Linked DNA regions of Homo sapiens: region 1 is linked to region 2. A link is an interaction called in ENCODE POLR2A ChIA-PET data of the cell type or tissue named here. Cell type or tissue: Caco-2. All regions are shown on one strand. Each heading gives the region's core, and the rest is flanking DNA. Links, peaks and the distances in the headings are about the cores only.

Region 1 (8,618 bases), core at 447-8,446, 170 kb after region 2:
AAGAGCGAAACTCTGTCTCCAAAAACAAAATAAATAAAAAAGAAATAATATTTTTAAAACTATTAACTATGCATGTGGCTTTGTACATAAACATTTAACACACATCTACAGATAATAATGGTTAACACACATTGAGCTCTCACTCTGTACCCAAGATACAGCACTAAGCATTATGCACGGATCTTTTTGAATCCTTTCATTGCCTTGAGGCAGGCATTTTTATCCCCATTTTATCAATGAGGAAATAGGGAAATTAAGCGACTTGCCCAGAGTCACACAGCTAGGGAGGAGCTAGAGCTAGAATTCAAACCCAGGCAGACCACCTCCTAAGTAACCTCCTAGGAAATGTTCTTGAAGGGTACACCTGCCGCCCAGCACAGAGTCAAGCGGGGAGTACGTCTGAGTCAGGAGTGAGTGGGGATAACCTGTACCAGCTGGAACCTCCTTGTTTGCATGGTACTGTGTGCCTTTCACAGCTCACTTGATTTGTTGCCCTCGACTAGCTGATGCCAGATGTTTTCAGGCTCTGAGCAGAGGAAGGCTGTGATCTGACTCAGGCAGCTGTAGAAAGAATGGACTGGGGACAGGGCAGGGGCAGGGAGACCTGGAGGAGGCTGCTGTCCAGGTGGGAGGTGATGGTGGGGGTGACCAGGTGGAGAGTGAGGTGGCCACTCATGACCTGCCAGTGTCCCACTTACTGTCGCCAGTGCTGAAGGAGTTTTTCAAGTAGTGCGCGCCGATGAGGTGGTCAGAGCCAAAATGTGACTGTAAGTCACCCGTCTCCAGGGAGGAAGAAGGAAGATTTCTGGTCCGTGCTGTCCCTCGTTCCCAGCAGAGGGCACTGTGGGACAGTGTCAGTAGGATATAAAGACACTGATCCTGTTGGTCTTAACTGAAACCCACAACCCCAGGGCCACCCAGATTGACAGGGCAAAGCCCCCAACATCATTGCTTTTCATGATTGGTTTTGACACTACCGTGCTTGTGATAAGAGAGATTTGTTTGTTTGTTAATTACCGGGGCCAGAAGTGGGATCATTCTATTCCTTCCACACATGCCTCTCGCCCAGGTGCTCTTTGGTGAGGGTGGGTTGTGTGCTTAGAGGCGAAGTCATGACATGTTATTTTTGCCACCTCCTGTGTTTGTCGACTTAGGCAAGCATGTTTTTGCAGTTAATACTTATCCTCCTTAGTCTTTTTGTTGTTGTTGTTGAGATGGAGTCTCACTCTGTCGCCTAGGCTGGAGTGCAGTGGCACAATCTTGGCTCACTGCAACCTCCGCCTCCTGGGTTCAAGTGATTCTCCTGCCTCAGCCTCCTGAGTAACTGGGATTAGAGGCATGAGCCATCATGCCTGGCTAATTTTTCTATTTTAGTAGAGACAGGGTTTCACCACGTTGGCCAGGCTGGTCTCGAACTCCTGACCTAAAGTGATCCGCCCACCTCGACCTCTCAAAGTGCTGGGATTAGAGGTGTGAGCCACCGCACCTGGCCTCCTCCTTAGTCTTTAAACCACAGCCCCAAGTGTACTTTGGGTGCTTGTAACAAGCCCCCTGGAGAGGGATTTTTCTTTGTGCGTTCTTGGTGTGGTGCTGGTCCAGTGCATGGCATAACCTGGTGGCCAGCAGCATGCTGTGGCTACAAGCATGAGCTGGTATTAGTGAGGATGTGGAGCAGCAGGGGCTCTCAGACAGGGCTGGTGGGGTGTAAATTGGTACAACCACTTGGAAAACTGTTTGGCAGTTCAGTAAAATTGAAGATTAGCATGCCTGGTGATTTAGCAATTTCTATCCTAGGCATAAACCCAAAAGAAAAGGTGTTCGTGTGCACTGAGGTGCTTCTGTGAGGGTTCATAACAGCACTATTCACAGTTGGCAAATACTGGAAGCAGTTCTGGTGCTCATCAACAGTGAAAAGGAGTAAAACGTCAGCCTCTCGCAACAGCATAGCTGCAGCTCATATATGTAGCATTCAGAGAAAGAAGCTAGATAACAAAAGAATACAAACTGCCTGGCTGGGCGCAGTGGCTCACACCTGTAATCCTGGCACTTCAGGAGGCCGAGGCAGGAGGATCACTTGAGCCTAGGAGTTGCAGACCAGCCTGGGCAACATAGTGGGACTCTGTCTCTACAAAAAATATACAAAATTAGCCAGGCATGGTGGCACATGCCTATAGTCCCAGCTGCTCAGGAGGCTGAGGCAGGGGATCTCTTGCGCCCAGGAGGTCGAGGCTGCAGTGAACCATGATTGTGCCACTCCATTCCAGCCTGGGCAACAGAGTTAGACCCTGTCTTCAAAAGAAAAAAAGAATAAAAAAATACAAACTGCCTGAAGTTCAAAAATAGACAGATATAAATGATGGTGTTGAAAGTCAGGATAGAGTTAATTTTGAGGAAAAAGGGGTACAAATGGGCTGTGGGTGCTGGAAATACATTTCTTGATTTGGATAGTGATTACCCAGGTATTTGCTTTCTGATACTTTCTTTGGCCTCACATCTATGTGTTATGTACTTTTTTTTTAGACGGAGTTTCACTCTTGTTGCCCAGGCTGGAGTGCAATGGCACGATCTCAGCTCATTGCAACCTCCTCCTCCTGGGTTCAAGCGATTCTTCTGCCTCAGCCTCCCAAGTAGCTGGGATTACAGGCATGCGCCACCACGCCCGGCTAATTTTTGTATTTTTAGTAGAGACAGGGTTTCACCCATGTTGGTCAAGCTGGTCTCAAACTCCTGACCTCAGGTGATCTGCCCACCTCGGCCTCTCAAAGTGCTGGGATTACAGGTGTGAGCCACTGTGTCTGGCCTGTATACTTTATATATTTGGATATACCTCACCATACACATACCAAATATATATATCTCAAAACAAACCACGAGCTTCGGAGAAGTCAGGACTGGGTTGGAATCTTGGTTGCCATTTTGTCAGCTGTGGTGACCTTGGATAAGGCACGTAACCTCTTGGAACTTCAATTTGCTTCTCTGTAAATCAGAGATAAAACCTCCCTTGAATAGACCTATACATACAGTTATTACTATAGTACCTGGAGCACAGTGCAGTGAACTGCACCTTCATAAATGTGACTTGTTATTAAGGTATATAAGTTAGACATTTATTTGGCTGCAAAGCGATAGAAAACCTGACTACCAGTAGCTAAAACAAAGGGAGGTTACTTTAATCATCTAATAAGTCTGGACGTAGGCAGCTGCAAGGATTAACTTCTGTGACTTTTTGTTGTCTCTTTCCTCATGATTGCAATCTGGCTGCCACAGCTCCAAACATTTCATTCTCATACCACTGCCCATCACACAAAGAAGTGGGCAGGTGGAAAGGGGCTTTCATTTTTTTTTTTTTTTTTTTTTTGAGACAGTCTCGCTCTGTCACCCGGGCTGGAGTGCAATGGCACAATCTTGGCTCACTGCAACCTCCGCCTCCCAGGTTCAAGCAATTCTCCTGCCACAGCCTCCTGAGTAGCTGAGATTACAGGCATGCACCACCAGGCCCAGCTAATTTTTGTATTTTTAATGGAGACAGGGTTTTGCCATGTTGGCCAGGCTGGTCTCAAACTCCTGACCTCAAGTGGTCCGCCCGCCTCGGCCTCCCAAAGGGGGCTTTCCTTTTATTAGAGGGAAATCTGCCCCAGAAGTCCTCACCAAGCACAATTCTCCTCATATCTCATTGCCTGGAATTGATCACATGGTTGCCTATAGGAAAAACTTGGGAAGCAACATCTGGGGAATGGGAATGAGATGGCTGTGATTGGCTTTGACTAAAGGTTTTCATCCCTGACTGCACATCAGAAGCACCTGAGAAGGATTAAAAATATGCCATGTATGCAAACATGCATGTCTGGCCCCATCCCAGACCAACCAAATTAGAATCACTGGTGGTGTCTTGTCTTGTCTTGTCCTTTTCTTTTCTTTTCCCTTCTCTTCTCTTCTCTCTTTCCTACCCTCCCTCCTTTCTTTTCTTCTCTTCTCTTCTTCTTTTCTTTTCTTTTCTCAGACTGAGTGTTGCTCTGTTGCCCAGACTGGAGTGCAGTGGCGCGATCTTGGCTCACTGCAACCTCCGCCTCCTGGGTTCAAGTGATTCTTCTGCCTCAGCCTCCCAAGTAGCTGGGATTACAGGTGCATGCCACCATGCCTGGCTAATTTTTATATTTTTAGTAGAGATGGGGTTTCACCATGTTGGCCAGGGTGGTCTTGAACTCCTGACCTCAAGTGATCCGCCCACCTTGGCCTCCCCAAAGTGCTGGGGTTACAGGTGTGAGCCACCCACGCCTGGCCTTTTTTTTTTTTTTTAAATGAAACTGGTCTGAAACCAGTGCCACAGTTCAAGATCCAAGATGATGCCAGTATTCAAGGCAGGTGGGTGTTTTACTTGAGCATTTACAGTAATGTGTACATAATACAGTGTTACTGTAATAATGACAAGAGCCCACCTCCTGGTAGGACCTGTTTTCTTCATTATACTCCCTACTGCCTTACATAATTCATCTCCCCCATTCCAGTGTCAGCTCCACAAGGACAAGGGTCTTTGTTCATTGCACCTAGAGTAGGACTCAGTGCCTCACAGGAGGCACTCAGCCAGTATATGTTGAACAAATGAAGGTAGTTTACATTATTGTCTCATTTAATCCTCCCAACACCCCTTCAAGGTTACGATACCATCCTGTACCCATTTCACAAAAGAGCAAGCTGAGGCTCAGAGATATGAAGTCACTTGGTCAAGACCGCACAGCCAGGAGGCAGCAGGTTCAAGTTCTGGCTCAGACTTAGGGCTTTCTGACCTTAGAGCACAAACTTCCAATCATCACACATGTCTCTTTCAAAACAAGATACCTCTGCTATGCTCTTATCCCTTTTTAGGTCTCGAGAGCCCCCTAACCTTCCCTTCTCTCCCTTGAGTAGCTCATCACCCTGCGGGGCTCCATCCTGGAAGATGCTACGCCCACAGCCACCAAGCATGGGACCGGGCGGGGCCTGCCCTTGAAGGATGCCCTGGAGTATGTCATCCCCGAGCTCAACATCCACTGCCTGCGGCTGGCCCTCAACACCCCCAAGGTGACGGAGCAACTGCTGAAGCTCGATGAGCAAGGGGTGAGTCAGGGGCTGGAGGTGGGGGTGCTGCTGGGGCAGTACCTTGCAACCCCACTCCTGGTAGCTTTTTCTATCTTGGTCACTTTCTTTTTTCTTTGCAAGTAACAGAAACCTACTTAAGCTGGTTTCAGCAAAAGGAGGGATTCAAATCAAATTCTAGTGGTGCCAAGAGCAAGAATGTAACTGGGTCTCCTAAAGGAGGGAGATTGTCTGGGGGTGAGATAGCTGCTAGGTCCCCATGTGTGCATGCATATATGTGTCTATAGTGGGGGGTTAGTGTGTCTTTCCTCCCCGCTCCACATGCTGGCTCCCTCTGCTTCTCTTGCCTCTCCCACAGCTCCCAGTCTGTTAGAATTACAGCCACATGCAGACCCCAGCAGGCTGACCCTGGTCACAGGAGAGCCATCGATTGGGCTATGGCGTAGGTCAGGTGGCTGTCCATGGCCCAGTCACCAGTGACCAGGGGGATCCGGGATACCTAAAGCAAACATAGTTATTGGGAGCCCACTCCCTAAAAAAGGTATTGACTATAAGCCTTGAGCCCTCCAGATTTTGCTTTTGCAGAATCTCAGCCCATCCCAGTCCACCTACTGTGGGATGCCGGCCAAGGCAACAGTCTCTTTCATGCAAGTGTGGCATCACCAGCCGTCCTCCACCCGCCATAGCGAGAAGAGGCGGCCTGGATACCTCGTTGTGCTTCTCTGGAGTGGAAGGGAGGGGGAGGGACAACTGGGACATGCTGCCATGCCCCAACACTGTTTTCCCCTGTCTGGCTATGGCTCTGGGTTCCCGAGTGGTCCCAGCAGCTCCCAGGGCCTCAGGCCTCAGACATACCCCTTGCTCCCTTCCCTCTGCCATCTCTGCCTGGCCTGCCTCCACAAAGCCACTCTTGCCTCTGCAGCTCTGCCGGAAGCACAAGGTGGGCATCCTCTATTGCAAGGCCGGCCAGAGCTCCGAGGAGGAGATGTACAACAATGAGGAGGCCGGCCCCGCCTTTGAGGAGTTCCTCTCCCTCATCGGCGAGAAGGTCTGCCTGAAGGGCTTCACCAAGTACGCTGCCCAGCTGGACGTCAAGAGTAAGTAGGGGGCCGGTTAGATCACAGTGAGCCACCACTGCACTCCTACTCAACAGGCAAAGCTTAAAAGGCCTGGGGATGCCACGGTGGGGACGTGGAGCAGTGGGAGCTCTCAGACTTCACTTGTAGGAGCACAAATAAGTGCAGCCACTTTATTTTTTCGTGTTGTTGTACTTGTTGTTGTTGTTGTTGTTGTTTTTGAGACAGAGTCTCACTCTGTGGCCCAGGCTGGAGTGCAGTGGCATGATCCCATCTCACTGCAACCTCTACCTCCCAGGTTCAAGCAAGATTCTCCTGCCTCAGCCTCCCAACTAGCTGTGACTACAGGTGTGCACCACCACACTTGGCTAATTTTTGTATTTTTAGTAGAGACAGGCTTTCACCGTGTTGGCCAGACTGGTCTCGAACTCCTGACCTCAAGTGATCCACCCACCTCAGCCTCTCAAAGTGTTGGGATTACAGGCATGAGCCACCACGCCTGGCCATGTGCAGCCACTTTGGAAAACAGTACAGCACATTCAAGTCCAGTTTGAAGAGACGCTGCTCTGTGACTCAGCTCCTGCACTCCTAGGTATGCACTCTGTCTAATGTGCACGTGCATGGCAGGAGAGGACTGAATATCCCTAACCACCGGCACCTCGGTGCACCCAGTGCACACTGGCAGAGTTGCGCCGTGTTCACCCAGAGGAGATGAACTGGCACCACAGGCATCAGCGTGGAAGAGAGCCACATGCTTCGTGCTGCGCAAAGACAGCAAGCCTCAGAAGAGTGGGACCTGAATGATGTCTTTTACATAACAATTTTTTTCTTTTCTTTTCTTTTCTTTTTTTTTTTTTTTTTGAAACAGTCTGCCTCTATTGCCTAGGCTGGAGTGCAGTGGCGCAATCTCAGCTCACTGCAACCTCCGCCTCCTAGGTTCAAGGAGTTCTCCTGCCTCAGCGTCCCAAGTAACTGGGATTACAGGCATGAGCCATCACTCCCTGCTAGTTTTTGTATTTTTAGTAGAGATGGGGATTTACTATATTGGCCAGGTTGGTCTTGAACTGCTGACCTCGTGATCTGCCCACCTCGGCCTCCCAAAGTGCTGAGATTACAGGCGTGAGCCACCACACCTGGCCAATTATTATTTTTTATAGAGACAAGGTCTTGCTATGTTACCCAGACTGGTCTCAAACACAAGGCCTCCAGGGATCCTTGGCCTCCCAAAGTGCTGGAACTACACACATGAGCCACTACACCTGGCAAAAAGGTCCAGCAGGATGACTCACACCTGTAATCCCAACATTTTGGGAGGCCAAGGAAGGAGGATTGCTTTAGGCCAGGTGTTCAAGACCAGCTTGGGCAAAAAAGCAAGACCCTGTCTCTGAAAAAAAAAAAAAAAAAAAAGCAAAAACAAAAACCCAGCAATATATTGTTGGTGGATATGCTCTTACACAGTGGAACTCTAAAGAAAAACAGAGCCAAGCGTGGTGGCTCATGCCTGTGATCCCAGCACTTTGGGAGGCTGAGGCGGGTGGATTGCTTGAGCCTGGGAGTTTGAGACTGCAGTGAGCTATGATCATGCCACTACACTCCAGCCCGGATGACAAAGCAAGGCCCCATCTCAAGAATAAATAGGCCGGGCATGGTGGCTCATGCCTGTAATCCCAGCACTTTGTGAGGCCGAGGCGGGTGGATCACCTGAGGTCAGGAGTTCGAGACCAGCCTGGCCAAAATGGTGAAACCCCATCTCTACTAAAAATACAAAAAAATTAGCTGGGCGTGGTGGTTCACGCCTATAATCCCAGCTACTTGGGAGGCTGAGGCGAATCGCTTGAACCCGGGAGGCAGAGGTTGCAGTGAGCCAAGACCGCACCATTGCACTCCAGCCTGGGCAACAGAGCAAGACTCCGTCTCAATCAATCAGTAGAAAAAAAAAAAAAACAAGGGAATACTGGAGACAATATGCAGGATAGTGGTTGGCTGTCTGGGGAGAGGTGGGTGTGTCTAGGAAACGGTGCTCACGTTAGAGTGTGGGTAGTGGTCTTTTTCTTAAGGTGGTATCACATAGGACGTATTTGTTGCAGCAGTCTCTGTGCTTATCATGTGTATGTGTACATAAATATATATGATATATGGGGCTGGGCGCAATGGCCCACGCCTGTAATCTCAACACTTTGGGAGGCTGAGGCAGGTGGATCACCTGAGGGCAGGAGTTCGAGACCAGCCTGGCCAACGTAGTGAAACCCCGTCTCTACTAAAAATACAAAAATGTAACCAGGTGTGGTGGCACATGCCTGTAATCTCAGCTACTTGGGAAGCTGAGGCAGGAGAATTGCTTGAGCCTGGGAGGCAGAGGTTGCAGTGAGCTGAGATCACACCACTGTACTCGAGCCTGGGCAACAAGAGCAAAACTTCATCTCAAAAAAAAAAAAGGGGCCGGGCGCGGTGGTTCACGCCTGTAATCTT
Region 2 (10,492 bases), core at 1,390-9,389:
CCATGCCCGGCTAAACTTTTTTGTATTTTTTAGTAGAGATTGGATTTTGCCTTGTTGGACAGGCTGGTCTTGAACTCCTGACCTCAGGTGATCCACCCACCTTGGTCTCCCAAAGTGCTGGGATTACAGGCGTGAGCCACTGCGCCTAGCCCCCAGTAGGTAGATTTTCAACCCTTGCCCCATTCCTTCTTGGTTTTTGGAATTCTCAGTGTCTGTTGTTCGTGTGTGTGTGTGTGTGTGTGTGTGTGTGTGTGTGTGTGTACGTACCCAATGTTTAGCTCCCACTTAGAAGTAAGAACATGGGGTGTGTGTGTATATGCAATGTTTAGCTCCCACTTAGAATAAGAACATGGGGTGTGTGTGTGTGTGTGTGTGTGTGTGTGTGTGTGTGTATGCAATGTTTAGCTCTCACTTGTAAGAACATGGGGTGTGTGTGTGTGTGTGTGTACGTGTACGCAATGTTTAGCATCCCACTTAGAAGTAAGAACATTGGATATTTGGTTTTCTGTTTGTGCATTCATTCACTTAGGATAATGGCCTCCAGCTACATCCATGTTGCTGCAATAGACATGATTTCATTCTTGTTTAATGGCTGTGTAGTATTCCATGGTATATATGTACCACATTATCTTTGTCCAGTCCGCTGTTGATGGGCATCCGGGTTGATTCCCTGGCTTTGTGGGTTGATTCACATGCTATCGTGAAGAGTGCTGCGATGAACGTAGGAGTGCAGGTGTCGTTTGGTAGAATGGTTCCTTTTCCTTTGGGTAGATACCCAGAAATGGGATTGCTGGGTCGAACGGTAATTCTATTTTTAGTTCTTTGAGGAATCTTCAAACTGCTTTCCCCAGTGGCTGAGCTAATTTACATTCCCACCAACAGTGTATCAGCATGGTGACGTGATTTGGATTCAGGCAGTCTGACTCCAGAGCTGTATCTTAACTCTAAAGCTCTGTGTGCTACTGCAGTGGTTTTCAAACCCGAGCAAGACCAGGTGTGGTGGCTCACATCTGTAATCCCAGCACTCTGGGAGGCCGAGGCAGGTGGATCATTTGAGGCCAGGAGTTCGAGGCCAGCCTGGGCAACATGGTAAAACCCCATCTCTACTAAAAATGCAAAAATTAGCCGGGTGTGGTGGCACATACCTGTGGTCCCAGCTATTCGAGAGGCTGAGGCAGGAGAATTGCTTGAACCTGGGAGGCTCTGAGAGGTTGCAGTGAGCCAAGATCATGCCACTGCACTCCAGCCTGCGCAACAGAATGAGTGAGACTCCGTCTCAAAAAAAACAAAAAACCCTAGCAAGGATCAGAATCCCCAGAGGGCTAGGTAAAACACAGATTGCTGGGCCCCATCTGATTCTGTAAGTTCCTGATTCTGTAAGTCTAGCTTGAGAATTTGCATTTTGTGGTGACACTGGTGCCCCTGGTCCAGGAAGCACGTTTTGAGAACCATGAGCTACTGTAATAGGAAGCCCAAATGAAATTGGCCTGAAATAACGAGATTTATGATCTCATATAACAAAGAAGCCTGTAGGTAGGCAGCACAGCAGCACAGGAGTTGACTAAGCAGTTCCACAATGCCTGCAGGGACCCCATCCCTCTCCTTCAAGCCACTCTGCCATCCATGGTGTGTCTCCTGTGTCCCTAGGCTCCCTGCATGGCCACAAGATGACTGCCAAGGCTCCAGTTGGCACACACTGACAGTGCCACATCCAGCAGCAGAAAGAGGGCATCTCTCACTTGCTGTGTATCTCTTTAAGAGTGAGGAAACCTTTCATTGATTCCCTGCCTCCCAGATTTCCCTCATATCTCATTGGCCAGCATGGTGATATGTGACCCTGCCCAGAGAAACCAGCCAAGGGCCAATTAGGATTGACCCTCTGGGGCTGGGGCTGGGGCTGGGGCTGGAGCCGGGGCCAGCCTTACCTGAAGTAGGTAGCACAGGGAGGAGAGTGGCTACAGGAATGAAATCAGAGTACCATTTAGGAAAGGACTGGGAAAGGGGGAGGGATATTGGGTAGGCAGACAATTGGTTTTGCTGCAGAAATAAGTGGAACACAGGGAAAGCATAATGCCCATGCATTTTTGTCATCGTGCTTACCAGCTTTGTTTTGTAATTACCTGAATCAGGACTTAGCTTTTTGTTCTCTAATCATGCCCACCTTTGAAACTGTGCACAAAGTCCCAGTACCACAAGAACTCTGAATCTTGTTGGAATACCAAGTATTCTGTCTGGCAATTCAGGGAAACTTGAGTTGGGTGATGAGGCAGCAGTCTGAAGGTTAGAGTGCGAGGTCTTTGAGAGCACTCACTCACTCTGCCCAGAAACACCTGGGTCTCACCCATCTCTCTGCTCCTGACTCCCTCCCCCCTCCTCCTACCCTTCCTTGCAAAGGCTGTTTCCCCCTCTGAGGGCTGTTCTTGGATGAAAGGAGAGGATGCCAGTCAAGTGCTTACCCCCAGGGGCCAGCGCATGGTAAGTACTTAAGAACGTGGCCTCTGCTATTAACATATTAAATGTGACTTTTTATGTATGTATGTCTGTATCTATGTATGTATGTATGTGTTTGTTGTTTTTAGAGACAGTCTTGTTCTGTCACCCAGGCTAGAGTGCAGTGGTGTAATCATGGCTCACTGCAGCCTTGATCTCCTGGGCTCAAGCAATCCTCCCGCCTCAACCTCCCATGTGGCTGGGACCACAGGTGCATGCCACCGTGCCTGGCAAATTTTTTTTTTTTTTTTTTAGTTGGAGTCTCACTCTGTTTCCCAGGCTGGAGTGCAGTGGCGCGATCTCGGCTCACTGCAACCTCTGACTCCCTGGTTCAAGCGATTCTCCTGCCTCAGCCTCCCGAGTAGCTGGGACTACGGGCGCCCGCCACCACACCCGGCTATTTTGTATTTTTAGTAGAGACGGGGTTTCACTGTGTTAGTCTCGATCTCCTGACCTCATGATCCTCCCACCTTGGCCTCCCAAAGTGCTGGGATTACAGGCGTGAGCCACCGTGCCCAGCCCATGCCTGGCTAATTTTTTAATCATTCATAGAGACGAGGTCTCACTTTGTTGCCCAGGCTGGTCTCGAACTCCTGGGGCTCAAGCGATCCTCCCACTTCAGCCTCCCAAAGTGCTGAGATTACAGGTGTGAGCCACCGTGCCCAGCATAAATGTGACTTATAATAAATATTTTATAATCCTGCACCCCCTTACCAAAAAAAATCTATGAAGAGTGACCATCCCTTTTGCAGACTGAAATTTCCTGAGGATACCTGTTGCTACTGCTCGTGGCCACACTGTAAAGCCATTGCCCTTTGAGATTGCAAAGGGCTGAGGAATGCAGTGTGGGCTCTGAGCCAGACTGCTGAGTGCAAGTTCTTGATCCATCTTGGGCTCCCTGTTTTACTTTGGGCAAGCCACTTAGCCTTGCATGTCTTAGTTTCCGTATCTGTAAGGTGGAGCTGGTAATGGTACTGTCCTCCTAGGTTGTTGGGAGGATTCGAATGCATCAAAGCACGTGACATGCTTAGACACCCCTCCCCCCCAACCCCCAACAGCACCCGACCCAAAGCAGCACTCATACAATATGTATCAGCTAATCTTTGAATATTCTGTGCCAGTTCATTCACAGGGGACTATAAGCTCCCTGTGGGCAGGATTTATGTGGTTTTTGTTTACTACTGTGTCCCAGTGCCTGACTCAGAATAGACATTGTTTACATTTGTGTGTGTGGATGAAAAGAAGGATGGTAAGAGCCTTTCTTAATTTCTTTTCCTTCAGCTGCCTGGAATTTAAACTCTGACCTGAGCTGATTACTCGGTATTTTGAAGGAATAAAGTGGACCTGACTGACTCTGAGGGCAGCATGTGATAAGTGCAGCTGATTGTTGAGCATTTTTGTGAGCCACAAGCATAGTGCTCACCATAAAGATCTCACTTGGCCAGGCACAGTGGCTCATGCCTGTAATCCCAGCGCTTTGGGAGGCTGAGGAGGGAGGATCGCTTGAAGCTAGGAGTTTAAGACCAGCCTGGACAACACAGTGAGACCCTTGTCTCTACAAAAATAATAATAAAGCTCTCACTGACTCTTCATCCCATTTCATAGATGAGGAAACTGAGGCCCAGTGGGAGCACCTGCTTCTTCTTACAAGAGGAGATCTAAAGTAGTGGTTAAGGCCGGCCGCGGTGGCTCATGCCTGTAATCCCAGCACTTTGGGAGACCAAGTCAGGTGGACCTCCTGAGGTTGAGAGTTCAAGACCAGCGTGGCTAACATGTTGAAACTCCGTCTTTAATAAAAATAAAAAAAAAAGTAGCTGGGTGTGATGGTGCACGCCTGTAATCCCAGCTACTTGGGAGGCTGAGGCAGGAGAATCCCTTGAATCCAGAAGGCGGAGGTTGCAGTGAGCTGAGATCGCATCACTGCACTCCATCCAGCCTGGGTGACAGAGCAAGACTCTGTCTCAAAATAAAATAAAATAAATAAATAAAGTAGTGGGTAAAAACTGGAACCTTGGAGCTCCTCTGCTTGGGTTAGATCCCCACCCCAGCACTTTCTTCCTGTGTGACCTCCAGCCTATGACTTATTCGTTGAACTTCTCATCTGTAAAATAAGAATGCTGATAGTTCCTCCTTAGAGGGTCGCTGTGAGGGTTAGGAGAGAGAATTCATATGTAGCACTTAGAACAGCGCCTTGTGCAGTGAGCATTCCGGTTGTGGTTGTTATTATTAGCCAGCCAAAGCCGTTCAGTTGTGCTTCCAAAGCTGGCTGGAAGAGTCCAGCGACCGTGTTTAATCATTAAGCTGCATTGCCTCTGTGAGCTAGTGCCTCCTCTGCACGGGCCAAGGAGCCCGCCTTTAGATTGTACGGTTCTGAATGAAGCATCCAGGCGCAAGCTCAGGGCAGGGGACGGTGTGGGCACAAGTCCAGCCCTGGCTCTGTCAGTGAACAGGTGGCCTGTGCCTGAATCCGAGGTAATAGGCGAGCCGCCTTTGTTACCTTTGAGCTTTCTTTCAAGCCCATTCAGACTCCTCAGACCACGTGTCTGATGAGTAAGGAGGCCTTTTCTTTCCCTCCCCCAAAGGGAATGTTGGCAAAACAGCTTTCTTTGGGAACGCGCCTGTTCACGACGACCAGCCATCTCCTGGGGAACTCCGGTGGCTGGCTGGCGTGTTCCTGCGGCTGTTGAATAAGTCGCTGTTAGGAGCTGGCACGGCAGGTTCCCGTTTCCGCATTCCAGGCACCCACAGCGGGCTGGGGGCGGGCACCACTGAGGTCGGCCTGGAGAGCCAAGGCAGGTGGCCTCGCCCTGGGAGGACCAGGGACAGGAGGAGTCCACCTGGGGCTCCCCTGACAGCCACCTGCCCACTTTGTGATCAGAGCCGTGTTCGGGGAGTCTTTCAGGTGAGCGATATTCATTAAATTTGGCAGTGACTTGCAGAGAAAGTTCATCATGTTTCTTCCTCTCCGGAGTTAGACAGTTAGCTTTTTTTGTTTTCTCTTTTTTTCCCCCCTCTTCTCCCTGAAATGTTTACCTGTCTGCTCCTAACTGTGAAGAAAGAGTGGGCCGGGTGTTGACGGACTGAGAAAAATGGAGGACATTTCTCCCAAGAGAAGGAATCGGTGACTCTTTTAGTGAGTTGAGCTCCTGCTGGATGCAGACTTCTGTGCCGGGGCTGGGGGCGATCCCAGCCTGGTGTAGATGAGCTCTGTGGTCTCGCCTGAGTCCGCTTTCCTCTCTGGGCCTCAGTTTCCTCTTCTTGTGAAATGGGAACTAGCAGCAGTGCCCAATGAGTCATCTATGTAAACTGCTTCAAGCCTGGGCACTGAGCGGTGCTCAAGTCCCCCCTCCCCAACCCCAGGCCCCCATTTTCCCTGTGTGACCTCATCTGTGACCTCTCAGCTGCTTGCTTGCTGTACCCCAGCTGCACTGGCCTCCTGCTGTTCCTCCCTCGGAGACTTTGCCCTGGCTGTTCCCTCTGCCTGCAACACTTCCCCTAGAATTCCCCAGCGCCGCCTCCCTCCCTCCTTCCCTCAAGTCTCTGTTCAGATGTCACCTTCTCCATGAGGCCTCTCTCCTTATTAAATTGCACCTTCTCCCTCACCCTCGCCCTTACTCTTTGCTTTATTTTTCTTCATAGCATTTACTTCCACTTGACATATTTTGTCTATGCTCTGCTTCCCAGCTCTAGGCTCCATAGAAGCACAGGCACTTTTGTGTCCATCCTTGTAGAACCGTTCCTGGCACGTGGTAGATGCGGGCTAAATTGTGATATGAATGAATTTATATCAGGTGCAACATGATCCAAGGATGGGTGGCCAGCCCCGTTTGGGGTTTGAGGAGGGTGTCAGCTTTTCCAGGAACCTGTGGCTGTGGGTGAGGCGGCATGTGCAGATGCCTCCCCCTGGTCACCCAGTGGCTCTCTGGCACCTGCCTGCAGCATCCAGCCCTCTGCCTTCCTGTCCTGCAACCCCTGCAGTCTGTGCAGCCCAGGCCTGGTAGTGACTCATCTGGGCAGCCTGGGTGCCTGTGGCATGGAACAGGAAAGCTTGGCCTAGTAAGTGGAGAGGATGTCAGGTTCATTTAGGTGGAGAAGACTGTGTGGAAGATACCACCCATATACACACATCTCATATGTATCTCCAGCCCCTGCTTGCTGTTCCTGCAGGGGGAGGCCAGGGAGTGCCTGGGAAGTAGCAATTAACCAGCCAGGCACAGTTGAGCCATCTCCCCTGCTTTAATGGGTAATAATTCTTGCTCTGGGGCTGAACAAGTTTTAATTAAATGGTGAGCGCGAAGAATCTGACCGTGTAATAGCTGACACGTCCTCATCTATTTTCTAGCTCCCGGTGTCAGCAATTGATTCTGTAAAAATATCCTGGGCAGGGCTTCCCTGAGCTCCATGAGTGAGGTCAGTGGCCTTCTTGGATTTCTCCCAGCATGAGGCACCAGGGGACTGAGGTGCTGATGGACTTCGCGCCGCTGTAGCATACATCATCGCATGTCAGGACCTGCTGCTATTTTAAGAATGTGCAGAGCAGGAGGGAAGCTCTTCTGCAACATTTAACACATATGTCCCTTGAGCTCCCAGTGCGGGAGTTTGGGGTTGAGTTGAGGACTCTCCTATTACACTTATTTCATGTAATGCCTGAGCCCCAACACTGTGGGCACAGTAGTTCTCTGGGCCACAGGTTCCTTATCTGGAAAATGGGGATAATTAATAGATGATTAAACGAGAAGTCAAAGTGAGATCAGGTGACTCAGTGCTGTGTCTAGTGCATAGATAGCAAATTAGATTTAAGAAAGACAATTCTTTTTAAGAATTCTTTTCAAGCCCCTTTTTAATATTTTCGGTCTGTCCTTTTTTGTGCCCACCCCCGACCCTGGTTCCACCCCTGTGTCAGCATCCTCCCGCAATCCTTCACCCATGGTAACAATCAAGGACTGTATGTATCTTTCCACATTTTTCTCCATGGTTATATAATCCTATAGGAGATAATATTACACTTATTTTCTTGCATTTTGCTCTTCTCACATAGCAGTGCCATGTGGAATGCCTCTGAGTCCTTGCATAGTGCTGAGATTTGCTCTTTTTAGTGGCTGCGTAACACACAGTGGTGTGGATGCACCATAATTGATTTGGCCAAGACATCACTGATAGGCATTCCCTTTTCTCCTAGAGTTTTTTTTTCCCACAAATTATTATTTTTATTGATAACCTTCTTTAATTAGATTGCAGATGTCCAACCTGTTTGGCCACCTTGTTAAGTTCTAGGCCTTTGAGAATGAATATGAAGTAACAGTAGTGCAATGATGCCTCTCGTCCAGATAGAAGATGTATTTTTGGAGGGTTCTCACCAAGTCCAGCACTGTGTTGAACCAAAAAGCATTTTTTAAATGCTTTTTTATTATTAGAATAATTAATAGATTCATCACACTTAGCCAGATTAGTTGTGTTTAATGTACTTATTATGAAATAAGAGTGAAAGGACAGTTCATGTTTTTTCATATTAACAATCTTGGTTGGAAATCAGAATGTGCAAGAGATTTTTGTTGGGATTTGTGATTGATTGTGTGTTTCTTTTTCAGGTGGCACTTTAGTTAGGGACTATGCTTGTGTTCAGGAAACTTGTACAGCGTTGTACCCAGATAGAGATTTGTTCTAGTTGTCTATTGCTGCACCACAAGCCACCCCTAAACTTAAGGCCTTAAAATGACAGCAGTTTCTTATTTCTTGTGAACCTGTGGTTGACTGGGGCTCAGCAGGATGGTTCTTCTGCTGGTCTTGCTTGGGGTCTGTTATGTGGCTGCAGTCAGAGGGTGGATGGGGTTGGAACATTCAACATGGCTTTACTGAAATGGCACCTTGGGAATGGCTGGGTCCATGTCTGTCCATAGTCTTGGGACCTCTCCTTTCATGTGGCCTGGCCAGCCTGTAGCTGGACTTATAACACGGCAGCTGAGGGCTTTTGTGAGCCTTCTTAAGGCATAGATTTAGAACTGGCTCCACATCACTTCTACTTCATTCTGTTAGTTAATGTGAGTTGAAGAGTCAGCCCAGATTCAGTATGGGAGGGATATCACAAAACAAGTTCCAGGAGGTGTGGTCCACTGTGGGCACCTTTCTATCCTGGCTACCATGGGGTTCATTTTCTCATGTAAGAAGTGCAGAGCTCAGCAGGCTAAGGTGACGCTCACCTTACCCTCTCTCTGCTGCTCCAGGTCACCATCCTTAGCCTCATATTCATAAAATGGTTGCTCTACCTCCAGCCTGATATCCTTGTGATGGGCAGGCAGAACCAGGGCTCTAAGGAAAGGAGACAGCACCTGTATCAAGAAGCCAAAGCCTTCCCTGAAATCTTTAGCAGACGTCTGCTTGTGACTATTTGGCTAGAACTTTGTGACATGGCCACTCCTTGCTGCAAGGACATCTACAGTTTTTCAGTTGGGCCCATTGCCACCCTGAGCAAAGGGTCAATAAGGAAGAAGACGGAGAGTGGACATGTTGGGCATTCACCTGCCAGCACTCCATCCAGACAGCCACAGAAGTGGTGGGTAAACAGAGACAGCATACATTCACTTATCAACTGTTTAGTAAATTCCTGGCATGGGCAGGGCACTGGGCTTCTCCCAAAGACTGTAAGAGTGTGCAGGATTATTTGCAGACATTGACCAGATCATTGCTGAGCTCACCTCTCTCATATCAGTGTTCGAAGTTAGTCTAATGATAAGAATAGTAGCCAGTCTCATTAAGGGCTTACCTTGTGTAGAGGAACTGTTACGAATACTTTTCATAAGCCAACTCAGTGAATCTTCACAGTGGCCCTATGAAATGGGCATTGTTATCACCCCCTCTTCTCAGAGGCAGAAACAGAGGCACAGAGAGGTTCAGTAACTTGCCATATTTCCTCTGACAAGGGCATGGTGGAGTTGAGATGCAGTCTCTCCTGGTCTGGCTCTGGAGGCATGTACTGAACCATTTGGCTATACTGCTTTGGTTAATTACAGGAAACATTTCTTGTTGAAATGAATATGTAATTGACAGCAGAATAAAACATGAAACAAAAACCACTTACTACTCCATCCCCTCCACTCCTGCTTCCTGCCTCATTGGTCTCATCTGTCAGTAACCTAGTATATATTCTTCCTCACCTCTTTCTAAATGCATTAATTTTTAAAATCTTTTGAGAGTCTGGGTCTCACTGTGACACTTAGGCTGGAATAGAATGGTTGGCTAATTTTTTTCATTTGTTTGTAGAGATGGGATCTTGCTATGTTGCCCAGGCTGGTTTCAGACTCCTGGGCTCAAGTGATCCTCCTGCCTTGGCTTCCCAAAGCATTGGCATTACAGGCGTGAGCCACCATACCTGGCCTGTATTAACTTTTTAAAGATGGCCTTTGGACACACAGAATTGGATTAATCATAATGCGTGGTGCATGATACACTGGCATTTTTGGTCCATGAAAAAAATATTCATCTATCATAATGAACAGCCGTTAGCCCACTGTTTGCCCAAGAACTTGAATATTACCAGTAACTTACATGTACCTATGTGGTACTTCCCATTCACTTTCCTGCCTGCTCTCTCAGAAGTGACCACCATCTTGAATTTTGTGTTTATTATTCTTTGCTTTAAAAGAATGATTTTTGAACTTTATCAAAATATGGCTGAGTGTGGTGGCTCATGTGTGTAATCCCAGCACTTTGGGAGGCTGAGGCAGCAGGATTTCTTGAGCCCAGGAGTTTGAGACCAGCCTGGGCAACATGGCAAGACCTCATCTCTACAAAAAAATTTTTAAAAATTAGCCAGGTGTGGTGGCATGCACTTGTGGTCCCAGCTACTTAGGAGGCTTAGGAGGAAGGATTGCTTGAGCTCAGGAGGTTGAGGCTGCAGTGAGCCTGGTTCGTGCCACTGCACTGTAGCCAGGGCGACAGAGTGAAACCCTGTCTCAAAAAAAAAAAAAAAAAAAAAAAGACCAGGCACGGTGGCTCACACCTGTAA

The links. Peaks named below come from ENCODE experiments on the same cell type or tissue, not always from the same donor. Only the 100,000 strongest peaks of a DNase experiment are listed, where the experiment ranks them.
Region 1: POLR2A ChIA-PET joins it to region 2 with 10 read pairs; 7 of 35 experiments call an interaction of 5 or more read pairs at or near these places.

Annotation. Positions count from the first base shown.
Region 1 is chr19:38,095,057-38,103,674 of GRCh38, forward strand. SIPA1L3 (signal induced proliferation associated 1 like 3) reads left to right here. Exons shown (of 22, transcript NM_015073.3): 5 at 4,906-5,094; 6 at 5,996-6,170. Among named protein-coding and RNA genes, the nearest start is that of SNORD152, 64 kb to the right of the region's middle. In Caco-2, for the core only: a CTCF peak has its summit at 834 (motif pointing right); a DNase peak (open chromatin) is centred at 835.
Region 2 is chr19:37,927,301-37,937,792 of GRCh38, forward strand. All of the region lies in intron 1 of SIPA1L3 (signal induced proliferation associated 1 like 3), which reads left to right. Among named protein-coding and RNA genes, the nearest start is that of SIPA1L3, 25 kb to the left of the region's middle. RefSeq lists an enhancer at 5,596-6,258. In Caco-2, for the core only: no CTCF peak of the experiment used is centred there; DNase peaks (open chromatin) are centred at 4,791, 5,221, 5,931, 9,091 and 2 weaker places; H3K4me3 peaks cover 2,193 bases.